Linked DNA regions of Mus musculus: region 1 is linked to region 2. Evidence: chromatin contacts called from ENCODE Hi-C or POLR2A ChIA-PET data. All regions are on one chromosome and are shown on one strand. Each heading gives the region's core, a stretch centred on a gene start or an enhancer-like site at or near the end of the contact. The rest is flanking DNA. Distances are from core to core; before and after follow the strand shown. Region 1 holds the start of Ube2j1 (ubiquitin-conjugating enzyme E2J 1). Region 2 holds the start of Lyrm2 (LYR motif containing 2).

The links. A loop is a pair of places that touch in the nucleus more often than their neighbours do. ChIA-PET counts read pairs that join two places held with the same protein, here RNA polymerase II (POLR2A).
Region 1: a loop to region 2 is called in a map of heart, with 3 times the contacts of the local background. The contact joins the promoter of Ube2j1 here to the promoter of Lyrm2 in region 2. A Hi-C loop is called at or near these places in 4 of 37 maps with a recorded cell type or tissue (heart and left cerebral cortex). POLR2A ChIA-PET finds 5 or more read pairs at or near these places in 1 of 5 experiments (Patski).

The regions. Positions count from the first base shown.
Region 1 is chr4:33,028,426-33,035,328 of GRCm38, reverse strand. Ube2j1 (ubiquitin-conjugating enzyme E2J 1) reads right to left here and starts at 3,949. Exons shown (of 8, transcript NM_019586.4): 1 at 3,713-3,949. The coding sequence starts at 3,743. 4933421O10Rik (RIKEN cDNA 4933421O10 gene) reads left to right here and starts at 4,006. Exons shown (of 2, transcript NR_036602.1): 1 at 4,006-4,472; 2 at 4,808-6,903.
Region 2 is chr4:32,795,102-32,801,614 of GRCm38, reverse strand. Lyrm2 (LYR motif containing 2) reads right to left here and starts at 1,356. Exons shown (of 3, transcript NM_175364.4): 1 at 1,280-1,356; 2 at 865-1,005; 3 at 1-472. The coding sequence starts at 1,324. The coding sequence ends at 392.

The sequences.
Region 1 (6,903 bases), core at 2,700-5,199, 230 kb before region 2:
CAATTTATCTTATAAAGTCAGTATGTCAATATTATCAGTTGCAAAGACAAGGTGAATTTTAGGAGCCAGTGACCTAGAGATTCTTACCTGGGAACGCAAATGATATATACTCTCAACCACCTTGTCCTGTCCTCAGAATGAACATGTCAGCAAAAGTTTAAGAACTACTGTTTCTGTTTACAAAGACACCGCAAAGGTATTTACTTTAAAAATAAAAATAAAAAAAATTAAGGATGGGCCGGAGAGACGCTCAGTAGGTAGGCAACATGCTACCAAGCCTGACAACACGAGACACAACCTGAGTCCACATGATGAAAGGAGAGAACTGACTCCAGCGAGATGTCGTCTGATCTCTATACAGTGACACACACACACACACACACACACACACACAAAATAAATAAATGATAAGACCAAAACAAAACAAAGGGCTGGAGAGATGGCTCAGCAGTTAGGAGCACTGGCTACTCTTCTAGAAGACACAAGTTTGATTCCTAACACGTGGAGGATCTTAATCCAGTTCAAGGAGATCCAATGCCCTTTTCTGACATTAATGAGCGCCAGGCTCACACTAGTACACAGACATATTCAGGCAAAACATTCCTACACATAAAAATAAAGTAAAATAATTAAAACAAAATGAACAAACAATACACATTTGAAAAATGTTTAAGTGGAGAGAGAAAAAGAATAACTTCTTGCCTTAACAAGCTTATAGCAATTAGAAGACTTGAAAAAAAAATTGAAGACACTGTGACAGTACTGACCAGGTATGAATAAGTTAAGGACTACCTAGCCTAAGGGAGCTGAGAAGGCTGAACCTTAGAGAAGTTTAGGAAGTAATAGGAATTTCAGATGGGCTCAGTGGAAAGCATTCCAAACAGAGGATCCGATAGGGATGGAGACATACCATCTGGAGAGTGGGTCAGGAGGAAATGCAAAAGAGCCAAAGAGAGGCAGGGGAAGGAGCTGGCAAGGAAAGCAAGGGTTAAGTCTTGAGCAGCCCTGTCCAGCAAGCTAACCAACCTAACTCTGAGCTTTACTGTTGCTAAATGATTGCTGCTCAAACACTGTCAATTTGAGAAGAGATCTAGTGAGTGTTTGTTTAATGGATCTGTTTGATGACACAGTAACACCTTCACCACAGGGCAGAGGTAAAGGAGCTGACCAAGACTGAAGACTGTCTTGGCACCACTGTGAAAGGTGTCTCTGTGGGAGACCAGATGCCTAACACGTGAAGGGCAGCAGCTCCCTGGATGCTATAAATCCATGGGATATCTGAGGGAAATAGAGGAGTTTGAAGAAGGTTGGGATACCAAGGAATTTGGTTTTTACAACTCACAGAGACCTTTTCGATCTGTGGGAAATCTGTAAAAATGTTCAATCACATATTCTATGCAGACCAGTTGATATGGTCTGGGTTCACTGGAAAGTCTGATTAGTGTGAAGTTTCGGTTGATACCAACAGGATGAACAGGATAATTCCCAGGCTTCTGGTACGATGGAACAAAGTTACCATATGCAGGACACAACGGTTAACCATAGTCTGTATTGTGTCCTCCAAGATTTTCCCATCCTTATCTCTGAGATAACCCAACACTAGCAGACAGGAAATGAGATGTTTCGATTACTTCCTCTCACAGTCAGTAATCTACAAGTAACAAAGATTTGAGACTAAAACAAAGCAAGCATTATCACCAGACTTCTCGGCACTTTGGCAACTTCTAGAGTTCATTGAAACTACCTTCTCTACGAACTCAAAATCACCTACATCAACAGGGAAGACAGTTTAAAGCTTTTTAAAGAATAGCATCACCTAGAGAAGAGAATTTGTAAACAGATACAAGAGTCAACCGAAGTCCAACTTACTTTCAAAATTTATTAACTTACTAAGTAGATCAGACTGGATCTCACAGAGATCTGCCTACCTCTACCTCCCAAATGCAGGAATTAAAGGCACAAATCACCATACCCATCTAGAAATGTATTAAATTTCTAAAGTTGCTTAAATTTTATCATAATCTTGGGTACAATAGCCTATCAAGAAGGAGAAATTTGGGGCTGAAGTGAGGTCTCAGAAGTTAAGAGCACTGCCAGCTCTTCCAGAAGACCTTATAAACTGACCCAGATGGTAGCTTACAGCTGTCTATAACTCCAGTTCCAGGGGATCTTACATCCTCACACAGACATACATGCAAGGGAAAAAAATGCACATAAATAAAAAGATAGATAAAAGGAAGTTGTTAAAAAAAAAAAAAAGATTGAACAATTTCCTGACAACATTTCACACTGCATTATTCTCTGGACATCTGCCTAAGGACCTCTGCTGCTCTAGGTGTGACTAAGTACTGTACAATTTACTGCACAGTTTGATTTTAAAAGTCCAACAAATTTAGCTAGGTGGCAAACACCTTTAATGTCAGTTCTGGGAAGGCAGGGGCAGGAGGATCTCGGCCAGCTTGGTCTACAGAGTGAATTTCAGGACAGCCAGAGCTACACAGAGAAACTGTCTCAAAACAACAACAACAAAATTCCAACTAATTTAATCATTCTGGCATCAAAATGGTAAAATCCAGGCATTTCTACTTTCTCTGACCTTTTTTAACTCTTCAGGTTTTAAGTGATGGGCTGAAGACAGAGACATGTCCCATTAAAATTCAGCCATATAATTCTTACACAGGCGTGGTCAAATTTTAAACAAACACCGTAGAAATGACTAATTCTACATCTGGTCCCTAAGGCCACTTACTTATCAGCATTCAAGCTAACAACATTCTGTTCAGCCAATATTCTCTGGCTTTTCCTTTATATATTCTAAAAATTTAAAATATATATATATTTTTAAAAAGATTCACAATACCAACTCTTTCCCATAAAGATATCAGACTTAAGTCCAAACTAAGAAGCAGTGTGGGAAAGAAAACAAACGGTGACGAGAGTTCTAGTTCAATGATCATCAATACCCTGAGGCTTATTATTCAGAGCTAACAGGGAGGAGTTTTTTCCCCCTGACAAATTATCAAAGTACATTTTTTAGGCTCCAGTAATTTGTGCTACGTCTGCCTTAAAAGATATGACAACTGATAATGGGTTTTTTGTTTTTTGTTTTTGGCATTGTTTTTAGTGCACCAGAAAATAACTGGAGGCCAGGATTGTCTGAGGGCATTAACTGAAGGAAAGAAATTCAAAGTAGCAATCAACCCCCCCAAATCATGGTTAATTCCCAAGTGCACAGCTCAACTAGTTTAGCTACAGGACATATTTTTTTTTTCTACGTCTATAAATTCTCCCCCAAATACTGAAATTGGATATTTCAACCACAATAAAAATGGGATATTTCAAATGTGAGTCAAACACCTAACAAAAGTTCGTCGGCAGAGGCGGAGGGGACACGAAGGACGCAGATGCGGCCAGGGATGGTCAGTAGTGCGGACCGTCGTCGCCTTCGCACCTGCCCTTGGCTCGGCTGTCTCCTGCTTCGCTCCGCAGACACCGGGAGGAAGAGGCCAGGAGCGGAGGAGCGCCAGCGCATCGGGGGATCCGCAGCGGCCGCCCGCTCTGCGGCCTGCACCCCCGGACCGGCCGCGGCCTCGCGTAAAGCGCGAGCCCGGAGCAGCCGCGAGGGCCGGCGGACACGAGCGGGCCGAGGCGCCGCGCTCTGAGTCCCGGGTCCCCCGCCCGTCCGCCCGCCCGCCGCCCCAGCCCGGCTCACCCGGGCTCTTCAGGTTGTAGCGGGTCTCCATGGCGGACGTCCCCGCTGCCGCTCTCGTCGGCGCCGCAGCTGCCCGGGTCTCGCGCGGCGGACGCGCCTAGCGAGGGCCTCCGCTGACACCGCCCAGTCCAGCCCGACCGCGGGCGAGGTGCGTGCCGCGGGGTCCGCCTCCCTGAGGGCCGGCCGGGCGCCGGGGCGTCGCCGAACGGGGCGCCGGGCTGCGGACGGCCTGCGGGACTGACGTCCCGGCTGACGCGCCGCTGCGTCACCGCCGGCGCCGGGTCTGTGAAGTCGGCCTGACGTGGCGGGCGCTTCGTGGCGGTCGGTCACTCGGCAGCGGCGGTCCCGCGAATCCCGCCCGCCCGGCAGCCCTGGGGAGACGGGCGGCACCCTCGTCGTCCCCTCGGCCCAGCCCGGGAGACCGACTCGCCGCGGGCCCTTCAGGGGTTCCCGCGGAGCTCGCAGGGAGCTCGGAGGAACGGCGCAGCCCGGAGCGGCGGGCGGGCGAGCGCGGCCTGGGACTGCGGCGCCGTGATGTGCGCTTCTCCGAGCCCGCAGTTGGCCTCGGTGCGATGGACGGGAGTGGCCCCTAGCTCCGCGGTGCGGTTAGCTAAGGCAGCGTTTTTCGGGGTGCATCAGAACCTCCCAGAAATAAAACCAAGGGGTCGCCTGGAATGTTAATAAAAACGCATAAATGGGACAGGTCGGTCTGAAAGAGATGCGGTGCGTTTGTCTTTTCGGATCATGGAGGACAGAGAAAGTAAGGTTCTGGTTCGGACGGCTTACCGAGATAAAAGGGCCTCAAAAAAGGGAGGGAGCCAGCGGAGATTAGAGAAGGTTATAGGTGGAATGAAGATTAACCAATTAGACAGATTAGTGTTCTTGTTTAACATTGTCAAATGTGTTTGTGGGAATGTCAGTAATTTTTCCCAGCCGTCTGAAGGAGGAGGGAAAAAAAAAAGATTTAAGTGGCATCTTCTAAGCCATTAAAGGCGATGTTTTCTGAATAGTACGGTGATAATCTGAAGAATAGAGAAGCAAGCAAAACCGAGCTTCAATGTGCTTCTCCATTAAGCTTTCATTCTTTGTGTTCAGTCCTCAAATTTAGCATCCAGCAACCTGCGCTGCTCCGACCGGCCCCATGACCAGGCCTGCCGAGGGGGTGTAGTCGTTCCCATCCGCCCGCCAGCCAGACTCGGAAGGCACTTTGCCCTGAGGCTCTCCTCTTCCTCCCAACAATGGAGATAAGGATGTTTCTCTTTTATTTTATTCTTGAAGCCACATCACCTCGTCCTTGGGGGCTCTTCCTTAGGTAAAAGACAGCAACAAATCCGGCATTGAGTTATGGGCCCATGGCAAAGCTTAATTATAATCACTGCAAGAGAAAAGTCAACTCTTAATTTTTTTCTAAATATAAACATGTACAGAGAGGGTAAATATGATTTTTTTTTAAAAAAGGAGTAAATGCTAAAAGTTACTAATTGCTTGACTGTTAACTGGGTCGGAAAGATTAATTTTCCCAGAAATGTAGGTTTGTCAAAAGAATACTTTGTTTCTTCAGAACAAATTCCCTCCTAGAAGAAAGTAACAATTTTCAGCAAACAAAAAGATTCCATCCCAAATTAAAATTTGGAAGAATTTCATCTTATTTTTTATAATAATCCTGACGATAACTTTAAAAAATAAAAAACAAACTTAAACCAGTTTCTGGCGATGCTGCAAATAACAAAAGATGAAGTTCAAAACACTTCAGAGTCTTGACAGCTTTGAGCTACAATCCCCATGTGTTGTATGTGTTGTTCCCCGTTTCTCTAGACAAAGCCCTGTGAATGTGGTCCCCTTCCCCTTAGCGTTGACATCCTGATACAAGCTCTACTGGACGTTGAATGCTTGATCAATTCATTTACTCTTCATGAGTGTTGGCAGTGACACAGATTATTTTAATGGTTGAAGAAAATTGAAGTCTTGAAGAAATTGAGCAGTTCATTTAAGTTCTCTTATTTATTTTGAGTACAGTGCAGGTTCTTAGCTTCTTGGTATATTTTACTGCTACAGTCCAGGTGAGACGTTATAGACCACCACACATATATAAGGCCAAATTACAGTCCTTTATTAAGCCAGCAACCAAGAGCAGGCTCTTGCCCCCAAAGACTCTCTCTGCTCAGGGTATAGCATTTCTAAAGAGAAACCACAACGGCATCGCATCGTCGGGGTCAGGGGAGCTTGTTTGCATTTGTTTTGACTATACAACCAGCAAATATTTTGGTTATGTATCTGAGCCATGGAAAGTCCCAAATGTGCTGCCAAGGCGGATGTGAATGTTGTTGGGGTGGGGGGAGGGTGAAGGAGCTGGGAAAGTGCTCAAGCAGACACAAAATGGAGCCCGAGTAAGATCAGGACAAAATGGTGTTACTTTAGTCATTTCACTCCTTGTTACTTTTAGTGTTTCTTTTAGTTACTTTTCAAATGCTTGATGTCTCTGTTTGGATTCCTTAGTTTCCAATGCGTGCCCACTGGCTTCTAGCTTTGTAACCAGAGCAGAGCCGGAAAGCTGGTCCCTGAAGTCTCTGGAAGGCAAGGCTGGTCTGCGTGGACCTTTAGCGTCCCGGCCTCTTCCTTCTCAGGAAGTCTTCTTTACCTGGATTTGGTGGATCCAGGGGGTGACACCTCTTACTTAGTATTTAGATGACTGTCCATAGTCTATCCATAGCCGACTAGCCCAGTGGCAGAGTCTCTGACTTACATTATCTGAACTCTTGGGAGCCAGGTGTGATGGCATATGCCTTTAATCCCGGTACCCGGAAGTTGGAGCCAACCTGGTCTACAAAGTCTACAGATCAAGTTCCAGGGCGACACAGAGAAACCCTGCCTCAATTAAAAACAAGGAGAAGGGCGTTCTCTTTTTACAGAACTAGCTAACTACCACTCAGCCATGGAATTAGCTTTTCCTCCTAAGAGGGGGAGAATGGGTAGCTATCAGGATGGCAGGTCCCATACCAGTGGGGATGGCAGGTCCCATAAGTACGAGGTTGACCCTGTTCGCACAACTCAGATGTTTGACAAACTCCCCTTTGTTTGAGAAGTTGCTATTTGTCTCTGTGTTGTCTGAGACCTTATCATACATGGCCTGCCCTAAGGGCTCAGGGAGCACTTTAGGAGGAGGACCGGGTATTAACTAGGTTCTGGCTCTC
Region 2 (6,513 bases), core at 107-2,606:
AGTGCCTGTGTGGAGGTCGGAGGGCAACTTTCTGGAGTGGTTTTTTTTTTTTTTCCACGATATGAGTGTCACAGGGACCAAACTTCTGTCCTTGGCAGCAAGAGTCTTCATGAGGAGCTATCTTTACCAGCCCTGTCCTCATTGCCTTTCTAAGAATTGCTAACTAGTCGTCTGTTTTTCAAAGGGGCTGCCATTTCACCTTCCCTCTGAGCAATTGAGGATTCCAACCTCTCATCTTGACATTAGTTCACGTTTAATTATTACAGCCACGGACTGTAGTGGAAATATTAACACGCTTCACTTATATTCTTGATCAGAGTGATTATCACCTTTTTGGGTGCTCTATGACAGTGGCTCGGAGCCTGTGCAAAACACATGAAAAATCTTCCAGTTACGAGTTGGCTAAGGCAAGCGTCCTTTCTAGTTCCTTTAGCTGCATATTGCCTTGGGTTATCATCATTCGGATTGTATCCTGTGGAGGAAAGGACAATCTAGTCATTGTTTTACCAGCTTAACCACGGCAAAGTTCTATTATTGTATCTGGTACAGTCAAGAACCAACAGTGGCTGTTACAGGTTGTAGCTGTGGGCTTACCAATGCCCAAGGCACTACATTCAATCCTGTCACCAAAAGGCACTCCCCCCATCCACCCCCCCCCCCCAAAAAAAAACAGTAGTGTGAAGTGGAAAGCTGGACGCTAGGCTACACAATACAAAGCCAGATGTGCTGCAAAACAAATGTAAAATACCCAGTGGGCAGTGAGCAAATTCTCTGTGGCATATTCCAAGGTGTTCGCTAAACTTCACAAGCTCAGTGATACAATGGGACAAAGGAGCCGTGGCCCCAGCGTGGTCTTGCTCTCACCTCTTCTGTGGCACTTTTGTTTCTTTTAAATTCTTCCCTGGCCCAATCCTGAAGGTATTTTCGGTCAGAATCACTTGGAACTTGCCTAATCGCTCGCAAAATCTTTCTGTAGAGGAGGAGAACTTGCTGCCTTCTCATGAACTGCTCAAGGGAAGGAGAAAGACAAGTTACCACAAACCAGCCGGCTCCACTCAGCAAGCAGAAATAGCCCTTTGGTCCTCGCTAGCAAACAGAACAAGAGAGAATCCTTGCGGACCGGCGGGCGGGCGGCTTGCGAGGGCGGGGCACGCCTAGCAGCTCCGCCCTCGGGAGGCTGAGGCTGTCGGCCGAGGCCCGCGGTGGCCGCGGCGAGCCAGGTCGCAGGGGGAGCGCGACCACACAGGACACCTCCGCGGGGCTGAGAGATCAGCAGTACCTGCTTCAGCGTCAGGGCTGCGGGAGGCAAGCGGGATGCCGCCATGTTGCCCACGGAAGCTGCTGCGGCTCAGGAGCGGAAGTGGCCCTCGGGCACCCTGGTCACGGAAGCGGAAGGAGGAGACGGATGCGCGAGTCCTGGGTTTTCCGCGGAGAACCCAGGAGCTCGGTCGCTTTTACGGGAGGGGAGAAAATGTGTGCCTTTTGAGCACCCTTGCTGTGTATAACTGAGAAGACCGCCATTATGCTGGCAAATTCCGTTTGCATCCTGGAAGCTTCTCTTTTTCTCTACACTTTATCCTACAGCACGCAGGTCGCCTCGATCGTTGCGACTCCGTGCGCTTTCCCTACTCGTGTGCCCTCTCGCTTTTTTGTTTTTGTCCCCCACATCACATACCCAGAAGTCAGGTTATTGAATCTGCTTCTCGTGTTTTGTTTTGGTTTTTCAATTTTTCTCTAACATGGGACGTTGGGGATCAAACCTGTATCATCAGGTTTGGGGCAAAGCACCTTTAATGTCTGAGCCATTTCAATGGCCCTTGGATAATTTCTTTATATAGAGAGCTTTAACTCTACATTAACATATTTGTTTCTTTTTTTGGTTTTTCGAGACAGGGTTTCTCTGTGTAGCCCTGGCTGTCCTGGAACTCGCTCTGTAGACCAGGCTGACCTCAAACTCAGAAATCCGCCTGCCTCTGCCTCCCAAGTGCTGGGATTAAAGGCGTGCGCCACCATGCCCGGCTAACATATTTGTTTCTTTTGAGACTTTACAATATTGTCTTCTACTCACAGCTGTTGTAAAAGTGTATTATTATGATCAGTTTTATATTTACTCCACGTAAGTTATTTTCATTTATGACACACTATGGATCTAAGTTCTTTTCCAGCCACTAGACTAAAAATTCAAGATCATTTATTAAATAATTCATGACTTTCTCAGGTCATTGTAGTAATCTTTTTGAATGCAGGGTCTTTTATTGTCTAAATAATTCGATCAGTCTTGTTTTATCTCGGCCAGGTATCAAGCTATAAATTTTGCTTTTTATGTTGTTGTTCTGGCAGATCCAGTAGTTTCTTGTTAGGATATTTTCTATGACCCTTGGAAAGGCACTGAGCTAATTTCCACATCACCTGGGGATATTTATAAGATTCATAATTAGTGCTGGGTCTAAATTGGGCACCGAGAACAGGTATTTTGTACATTCTTTTCTCTACACTCATGTTAGCCACAGGCAATGTTGTCATATAGATATATACTCCCTGTCTCAAAGATTTATACTTTGAGTAGGAAAGCTTTGAAGGTCAATGCAGTGTTACTTAATTGACTGAGAGTAGGTTCTTGCCTCAAATAACTCTCAGCGCCAAAGCTCAGCGTACAGTCTTTTTAAAGACAAAAGACGCAATGCCATCATTGTCAGGTGTAAGTCAGGAATATGGTAGTATTTGTTTTGACTACACAACCAGAAGATATTTTGATTATGTATCTGAGGCCATGGAAAGTCCCAAATGTGTTGCCATAATGGATGTGACGATTCAAGGGGTTTAAGGGACTAAATATGTGCCTGAGCCAACACAAAGCAGGGTAAGATCGGGACAAAAAGACATTACCTTAGTCACTTCATTTCTCACTTCTTTTAGTGACTTTTATTTTAATTTTATTTTTTAAAATGTGTTTATTTTATATATATGAGTACACTGTAGTCATCTTCAGACACACCAGAAGAGGGCATCGGATCCCATTACAGATGGTTGGAAGTCACCATGTGGTTGCTGGGATTTGAACTCAGGACCTTTGGAAGAGCAGTCAGTGCTCTTAAACGCTGAGCCATCTCTCCAGCCCCTTTTTAGTGGCTTTTAAATATTTGATTTCTCAGAGGGAGCAGGTACTGGTTCTTCAGAATCCTTAGACCTACAAGGAGGATACAAGGACTGGGGCTGGAGAGATGGCTCAGCAGTTAAGAGCACTGACTGCTCTTCCGAAGGTCCTGAGTTCAATTCCCAGCAACCACATGGTGACTCAGAATGGTCTGTAATGACATCTGATGCCCTCTTATGATGTTTCTGAAAAGAATGGCAGTGTACTCATAAAATAAATTTTTTAAAAAAGGCTTTAAAAAGTTATCATTTTCGGGAGGCAGAGGCAGGCGGATTTCTGAGTTTGAGGCCAGCCTGGTCTACAAAGTGAGTTCCAGGACAGCCAGGGCTATACAGAGAAACCCTGTCTCAACCCCCCACCCCCACCCCCACCCCCCGCCAAAAAAAAAAAAAAAGAGTTATTATTTGTAAGAGCCAACTGACATTTAGATGCATAGTTAGGAGTAACTTCATGAATAAATCAGATAATTTTTTAGAAAGCTATTACTTTTAGATACAGCCATTGGGGCTAGCCCCATAGGACCATGAGTGACCAATATGACCATGGGTCTAAATGGGGGAAGGAACATCATGATTTCCAACTCCACATCTCTGCTTAGTTTCAGATGGGTGAGCCCAACTGGATTCCAGCTTTGTAGCCAGAGCAGAGTTGGAGAGCCAGTCCCTGTAAGTCTCTGGAAGATGCGACTGCTCTGGGTGGGCCTTCACAGTCTCGGTCTTCTCAGGTGGTGGTGGTCTCTCTACCAATGAAAGACCCCACCATAAGGCTTAGCAAGCTAGCTGCAGTAACGCCATTTTGCAAGGCATGAAAAAGTACCAGAGCTGGGTTCTCAAAAGTTACAAGGAAGTTCAGTTATAGATTAACAGTTAAAGATCAAGGCTGAATAGCACTGGGACAGGGGCCGAACAGGATATCGGTGGTCAAGCACCTGGGCCCCGGCTCAGGGCCAAGAACAGATGGTTCTCAGATAAAGCGGAACCAGCAACAGACACAGAAGCCCCGATAGACGTCAGTGTTAGCAGAACTAGCTTCACTGATTTAGAAAAATAGAGGTGCACAGTGCTCTGGTCACTCCTTGAACCTGTGTGTCTGCCAATGTTCTGACCAGATATGTGCCCATTGTTGAACCTTCATTAGACCCTCTCCTCGTACCCCTCCCATACCCATTTCTTGAAAATAGACATTGTTTAGAACTAAAAAGTCCCACCTCAGTTTCCCCAAATGACCGAGAAATACCCCAAGCCTTATTCGAACTAACCAACCAGCTCGCTTCTCGCTTCTGTAACCGCGCTTTTTGCTCCCCAGCCCCAGCCCTATAAAAAGGGTAAAAACTCCACACTCGGCGCGCCAGTCCTCCGATAGACTGCGTCGCCCGGGTACCCGTGTTCCCAATAAAGCCTCTTGCTGTTTGCATCCGAATCGTGGTCTCGCTGGTCCTTGAGAGGGTCTCCTCAGATTGATTGACTACCCACGTCGGGGGTCTTTCATTTGGAGGTTCCACCGAGATTTGGAGACCCCTGCCCAGGGACCACCGACCCCCCGCCGGGAGGTAAGCTGGCCAGCGGTCGTTTCGTGTCTGTCTCTGTCTTCGTGCGTGTTTGTGCCGGCATCCAATGTTTGCGCCTGCGTCTGTACTAGTTAGCTAACTAGATCTGTATCTGGCGGTTCCGCGGAAGAACTGACGAGTTCGTATTCCCGGCCGCAGCCCCTGGGAGACGTCCCAGCGGCCTCGGGGGCCCGTTTTGTGGCCCATTCTGTATCAGTTAACCTACCCGAGTCGGACTTTTTGGAGCTCCGCCACTGTACGTGGCTTTGTTGGGGGACGAGAGACAGAGACACTTCCCGCCCCCGTCTGAATTTTTGCTTTCGGTTTTACGCCGAAGCCGCGCCGCGCGTCTGATTTGTTTGTTGTTCTTTTGTTCTTCGTTAGTTTTCTTCTGTCTTTAAGTGTTTTCGAGATCATGGGACAGACCGTAACTACCCCTCTGAGTTTAACCTTGCAGCACTGGGGAGATGTCCAGCGCATTGCATCCAACCAGTCTGTGGATGTCAAGAAGAGGCGCTGGATTACCTTCTGTTCCGCTGAATGGCCAACTTTCAATGTGGGATGGCCTCAGGATGGTACTTTCAATTTAAGTATTATCTCTCAGGTTAAGTCTAGAGTGTTTTGTCCTGGTCCCCACGGACACCCGGATCAGGTCCCATATATCGTCACCTGGGAGACACTTGCCTATGACCCCCCTCCGTGGGTCAAACCGTTTGTGTCTCCTAAACTTCCTCCCTTGCCGACAGCTCCCGTCCTCCCGCCCGGTCCTTCTGCGCAACCTCCGTCCCGATCTGCCCTTTACCCTGCCCTTACCCCCTCTATAAAGTCCAAACCTCCTAAGCCCCAGGTTCTCCCTGATAGCGGCGGACCCCTCATTGACCTTCTCACAGAGGACCCCCCCGCCGTACAGAGCACAACCCTCCTCCTCTGCCAGGGAGAACGACGAAGAAGAGGCGGCCACCACCTCCGAGGTTTCCCCCCCTTCTCCCATGGTGTCTCGACTGCGGGGAAGGAGAGACCCTCCCGCAGTGGACTCCACCACCTCCCAGGCATTTCCACTCCGCATGGGGGGAGATGGCCAGCTTCAGTATTGGCCGTTTTCCTCTTCGGATTTATACAATTGGAAAAATAATAACCCTTCCTTTTCTGAAGATCCAGGTAAATTGACGGCCTTGATTGAGTCCGTCCTCATCACCCACCAGCCCACCTGGGACGACTGTCAGCAGTTGTTGGGGACCCTGCTGACCGGAGAAGAAAAGCAGCGGGTGCTCCTAGAGGCTAGAAAGGCAGTCCGGGGCAATGATGGACGCCCCACTCAGTTGCCTAATGAAGTCAATGCTGCTTTTCCCCTTGAACGCCCCGGTTGGGATTACACCACTACAGAAGGTAGGAACCACCTAGTCCTCTATCGCCAGTTGCTCTTAGCGGGTCTCCAAAACGCGGGCAGAAGCCCCACCAATTTGGCCAAGGTAAAAGGGATAACCCAGGGACCTAATGAGTCTCCCTCAGCCTTTTTAGAGAGACTCAAAGAGGCCTATCGCAGGTACACTCCTTATGACCCTGAGGACCCAGGGCAAGAAACCAATGTGTCTATGTCATTCATCTGGCAGTCTGCCCCGGATATCGGGCGAAAGTTAGAGCGGTTAGAAGATTTAAAGAGCAAGACCTTAAGAGACTTAGTGAGGGAAGCTGAAAAGATCTTTAATAAGCGAGAAACCCCGGAAGAAAGAGAGGAACGTATCAAGAGAGAAACAGAGGAAAAAGAAGAACGCCGTAGGGCAGAGGATGAGCAGAAAGAAAAAGAAAGGGACCG